2 separate regions of the Homo sapiens genome follow, and region 2 is linked to region 1. The links are chromatin loops, found by intact Hi-C in ENCODE. Cell type or tissue: lower leg skin. All regions are shown on one strand. Each heading gives the region's core, and the rest is flanking DNA. Links, peaks and the distances in the headings are about the cores only. Region 1 has its middle 87 kb from the start of TBX5-AS1. Region 2 has its middle 15 kb from the start of RBM19.

Region 1 (2,916 bases), core at 262-2,761:
CAGGATTTTAGCATCACAAACAATATTGCAGTGGATATTCTTATATATAGCTCTCTTTGCATATATATAAGAGTTTCTCTAGGAGCCATAGCAGGTGTTAAACTGCTTGGTTGAAATGTACATGCATCTTATAGAAGATATTGGCTATTGTTCGTTTGCTCTCCAACACAGTTACACCATTTTATCCTGCCATTTTCTAAATAGTGGCCTGGAAGTCTCATTCATTCACATCCTTGCCAACTCAGTTTTTTTTTTTTCGAATGGCAGCAATTTTTTTAAATGGGAAGCATTATTATTAGGTATACCATGTGGTCTCTTTGGTGGTCAAGGACTTCTGTGTGTTGACAACTGAGCCAGACAGCTAATATGAAGTCTTTTCCAAAAACAAGTCTACAAGAATCTCCATCTTTTCTTTTTCAAAAAGACTTTAATGACATCCCCCCAGTCTGATTCAGAACTCCCTTTTCTGCCATCGTGTAATTTCCCCATCCATGAAACAATTGAAATTGAAATTGCCTGATAATTTTTTCTCAAGTCTCAACTGAACGTCATGAAATTGGTAACTACTAATTTCATTTTAGCACTGGAATTGAACCCACGACCTGATGTGCAGTAGGCACTCAGGAAATTTTTATTGTGTAAATAACTGATACCAATGTAATCCAGAGCTTGATGAATGGTCAGAGGTCCCCACATTTTGTTGAATGGATGGGCAAAACACCAAGTTAAATGGCAAGTGGAAGAAGCCCAGATGCTGAGGGAGAACCTTCTATTTATCTGCTCATTCATTTATTCAGGCATTCATTTTTTAAATAAGCATTTGTTGCATACTGATTGTGTGTAAGGTCCATGGACTCCACCTTTGAGCACGCCCATCCTGTGTTATTTTGAGGTGTGATAGATTCTATGTCAGAGGTGAGCTCAGAAAACATAAAACTAACTCACCTGGGAATGGAGGCAGCAAAGTCTTCCCAGAGGAGCTGGTACCCCCGAAGTCCTCTGTTCTGTCCTCTCCCCACCATGTCCCCTGCCGTCTCCTGGGGACACCCCTGTTCCTCAAACTGCCTAAGAGGTCAAATTCAGTTGCTGGATTCATGTCTCTTTTACCTTCAATTTCACCCAAATCAAAAGCCAAAAGGTCAACAAAGCAGAGGTGTCAGCTGAAGTGCTTTTGAATTTGGTTCAGGGAGGTCGATGAGGAGGTTTGCTTCTTTCTTTGGCTATCACCCAAGAAAGAAAAGATGGGAGAAAGGGGAGTGGGCTTTGCTGACATTGAGGACAGGGGCTGGAAGCAAGGGGGAGGGAAACATCTTGAAAGAGACAAAAGCAGGCTCCATGATATCCTGGTTTTTGGATCCAGGGCCCAGCATCTTAGAAACTCACACCTAGGGATCTGCCAAGCAGTCCTGCAAACACACCTCCCAGCACAGGCACAACCATAAACCACTCAGCCAGCACTCGCTGGCTTCACCGTGATGGGCCCATGATGTATTTACCCAAAGAGAAGAAGTGAAAGGTAGCTGTAGGCATGAAGCCATAAATACATCCTGGTGTTCAGGTGACATCATCCCAAACTCCCCGCACAGTGCTCCATGGTTTATGAAATCACAACACCAGGCGGCGTCTCCTGGGCGGATGGGGTGGGCAGCTCTAAATTTATTTGACCTAATTCATTTAGTTTTTTCCCTTTCGCTTTCCAGGGGAGGGGTTTGTCAGGACTTCTCCTTTTCACTTGAGGAGAATTCACCTACCTCCTTTACTTTCTTCTGGGGTGTCTGGGATGAGAACAATGGAATCTTGAAAATAGCAGGAAAGTGGATCTGCTCAGAGAGCAAAATGACTGCTCCATAATTTTGGAGAAATGGGTCCCTGTGAGTATATGTCAAGCTCAAAGAGTAGCCAATCTTTCAATGTTGGCTTTTTCTTTGGACCTTAAATATCCAAGGTAAAAATTTCTATTTGCTCTGTTCACTGCTATATCCCCAGTGCCTGACACAAAGTATACACTCTAAAAATATTTATTGAATACGTGAACCATTGCTGGTGCCCAGGCTGAAAGGTTCTGATGAATTTCACTGCTAACTGAAAATAAGGACTAACTCTGAAATTCCTTGATTTCATTAAGCCTCAGTACCCATTCTTAAACACCGAGGAGAGGGGTACACATCAATAAACCTTTCTGGAGGGAAAATTTAAAACATATTTTTAAAAGCCTTGATGCCTAGTAATTCTACTGCTAGGAATTTATCCTAAGGAAGTAATCAGAACTCTGCACCAATATTTTGGTATAAGATGTTCATTGCAGTGTTATTTACAATAGAAGGAAACCAGAAAGAATGTAGGTGTGCAGCAATCAGAAACTGGTCAATTAGATTATGTCAACATGTTTAATATTTTAGGAAACTACTACAGAAACTAAATATGCATAGTCTCTTTGTAAGTGGAGACTGGTGGGTTATAAAACACTACACACTGTATGATCCCACTTTTATTAGAAAAAAATATGCATACAGAAGACTGTGTGCTAATAAGCTTACAGAAGCTATCTCTGGGTGGTGGAATTAGGTTCTTTAAATTTTTTTCATTGTTTTATTTTATTTCTCAGTTTTCTACAGGAAGCATAACTCAACTGAACAATAAATATCATGAAGAAATCTTAGAGTAAGGGGCCATAATATTTTGAGAGAAGGGTACATTTACATGCAAGCTGTGTATAGAACTAGAGGTCCCTTAAAGCAGGGTGGTTTGTTTTAAAGGTTCAATCTCCCACTCCACTAGTCAGTCAGTCATCCTAATAAAAAGTGGATGTTGGTGACCTAGCCACATGTATTTCCTTCTGCTATACTGAGCTATCACTTTTTGCACCTGAATTTCCTTACATAGGGATCATGACATTTTAGTAGATCTCAAGTTTTT
Region 2 (2,916 bases), core at 192-2,691, 510 kb before region 1:
GGCTCACTCCTGTAATCCCAGCACTTTGGGAGGCTGAGGCAGGCAGATCACCTGAGGCCAGGAGTTTGAGACCAACCTGGCCAACACGGCGAAATCCTGTCTCTACTAAAAATACAAAAATTAGCCAGATGTGTTGGCACATGGCTGTAGATACCTGGGAGGCTGAGGCATGAGAATGGCTTGAACCTGGGAGGTGGAGGTTGATGTGAGCCGAGATCGCATCACTGCACTCCAGCCTGGGTGACAAGAATAAAACTCGGTCTCAAAAAAAAAAAAAAAGGCATACTCCTATAATTCATCATTATCATCATTGTTGCCATCACAATGACTGATATACTCATTATGGGACAAGTTCTTCACCTTCATAGGCACCATCTTGGAGGAGAAGGGGCTATGCTTCTCCAAGGTCGTGTCCAAGTCTAGTTTCTGCTTTGAAATGAGTGGAAAGTCCTCCTCTTCAACCACGGGCTGTGCCTGCCTGCTACCCCTCTTGGCTTTTTTCTTGAAGTAAGCAGCGTCACCATCTCTCCAGTTGTCCTCTTCCATTCTACTGCTGAGGGGAGCCCTGGAAAGTCACAGCCATGAAGTAACTCATCCTTGATGATGACATGGAGCCCTGGAGAGAGCAGAAACATAGGAGGTAGAGAGACCCGAGTCCAAATCCCATCTCTGACACTTCATGCTGTGTGACCCTGGGTAAGTCAGTCACCCTCTCTGAACCTCATTCCTCATTTGCAAAGCAGGACCAGTAATGCCTTCTTCCAGGGTCGTGGTGAGGATTAGAGAGAATATATTTATGCTGCTTAGCACAATGCCAATGGCAGTAATAACAAAATTGTATTTTGTTGTGCCAGGTACTGGTTAAAACAGACTAGCTCATTTCAACCTCACAGCAACCCAGTAATGTAGGTAGAATTATGACAGATGAAGAAATTCAAGCACAGAGAGGTGAAGTGACTTACCTGGGCTCACTCAGCCAGGAAGCAGTGAACAGAGATTCAGAATCTGCATTGTATCCACTATGCCATGCATTGAATAGCTGGAGTCTATGCCTCTTCTGGCGTTACATTTTTGCCTCCTAGTATTCTTTGTAATTGCCAGTCCACACTTCTCATCTCCTTTCCTCTTTTTCTTATTAGGCGAGAGGCATCTTAACTCAGCTATCTTTGTGAGGGTATTAGAAAAACTGCCTACAATTCTATATAGCTACCAGCAGGGGACGCCAAAGGATCGTGGATAAGCCCGTGCGGAGCCTTAGAAGCAAGGCGAAAAATCCTTAGGAGGCTGAATTAGGAGAGCTGGGACTTTGACAACAGCGAGAGACATGTGCCCAAGCTGGCCTGGTACACAATGGATGGAGCTTATTCCTGATTTTGCCCCTGTGGGGAAACAGAATTCGGCCTTTTTACTGGAAGAACCCTGCTCAACAGAGCGCCCAGCTGTAGTTGGTCAATAAATATTTCTGCATAAATAAATATATAGATTTGAACCAGGAGGAAGTTAAGGCAGAGGCGCCTCAATACAGACAGCAAGAAGGAGCTGTCTGGCTGGGCAGGGAAACTGAGCTCATGAGGGTCCCATGCAAGGAAGAGGCCACTGAGGTTTTGCAGCTACTTCTATGAAGGTGGGGCCAGGATAAGGAAATGCCAAGAGGTCATAGGGCACCAGGAACCTGCAACAGTGGGAGTCACGGTAGGCTGAGAAATGGCCCCTTGCAAAATATGCACTCCCTCAAAAAAAGGGGGAAGGTCTTTGCAGATGTGATGAAGTTAAGGCTCTTGGGATGAGAGATTATCCCTAAATGCCATCACATGTACCCTTACAGGGGGAGGCAGAGGGAGATTTGACACACGAAGGAGATGGAGCCAGGTGTGGTTGCTCATGCTTGTAATCCCAGCACTTTGGGAGGCCAAGGTGGGCAGATAGCTTGAGGTCAGGAGTTCGAGGCCAGCCTGGCCAACATGGTAAAACCCAGTCTCTACAAACAATACAAAAATTAGCCAGGTGTGGTGAAACACACCTGTAGTCCCAGCTACTTGGGAGGCTGAGGTGGGAGGATTACTAGAACCTGGGATGTGGAGGATGCAGTGAGCTGAGATTGTACCATTGCACTCCAGCCTGGGCAACAGAGTGACACCCTGTCTCAAAAAAAAAAAAAAAAAAAAAAGAAAAAAAGAGGAAAGCACTGTGGAGATGGAATGCAGAGAAACTTAAGGGTGTCAGCCTTGAAGACTGGTGTAATGCGGCCACAAGCCAAGGAAAGTTGGCAGCCCCCTGAAATTGGAAGGGAGAATGGGGTGGGTTCTCCCCTAGAGCCGTCAAAGGGGCCCTGCTGATAACCTCAACTTTAACGCAGCCATACTGATTTCAGGCTTCTAGCCTCCATGGCTGTGAGAAAATAAATTTGCATTGTTTTCAATATGTGTGGTCATTTGTTACAGCAGCCACAGGAAAGGAACCCAGATGCAGGGAGAGGGAGTGAGGTTACTGGGCTACTTAGAGAGGACCTGCAGACAGAGAGACGCAGCCACCAGCAGAGCCCTGGCTGGGCCTGGGGGGACTCTAACTGCCTCTTCTTACCCCTCCTGCTGCAATCACCTGTTGGCGCCTCCCATGGGCTGACCCCAGCCAGAAGGTGAAGGACAGGTAAGGGAGCCATGGGTGATGCAGTCCATCGGGCCAGCCTCCAGGGCACAGAACTGGTGGTTGAGGGGGACACATGGCTCATAACCAGTGCACCTGCTCTGTGCCCAGCATGCATGTGTGTACCCAGCCAAGATCTCCATTCCCCAGGACAGCTCCAGATTTGGGTGGATTTTCCTGTCTTCAACAACAGCAACTTATGTACATTGCAATGTGCCTTAGCTTTGGTGCTTTGGAAACACTTTCTTGAAAACACCTTGACTGATTAGGAAA

The links. A loop is a pair of places that touch in the nucleus more often than their neighbours do. Peaks named below come from ENCODE experiments on the same cell type or tissue, not always from the same donor. Only the 100,000 strongest peaks of a DNase experiment are listed, where the experiment ranks them.
Region 2: a loop joins it to region 1, with 3 times the contacts of the local background. A loop is called at or near these places in 86 of 110 quality-filtered maps.

Annotation. Positions count from the first base shown.
Region 1 is chr12:114,493,389-114,496,304 of GRCh38, forward strand. No RefSeq gene overlaps it. Among named protein-coding and RNA genes, the nearest start is that of TBX5-AS1, 87 kb to the left of the region's middle. In lower leg skin, for the core only: no CTCF peak of the experiment used is centred there; no DNase peak of the experiment used is centred there.
Region 2 is chr12:113,979,487-113,982,402 of GRCh38, forward strand. No RefSeq gene overlaps it. Among named protein-coding and RNA genes, the nearest start is that of RBM19, 15 kb to the left of the region's middle. In lower leg skin, for the core only: a CTCF peak has its summit at 1,197 (motif pointing right); no DNase peak of the experiment used is centred there.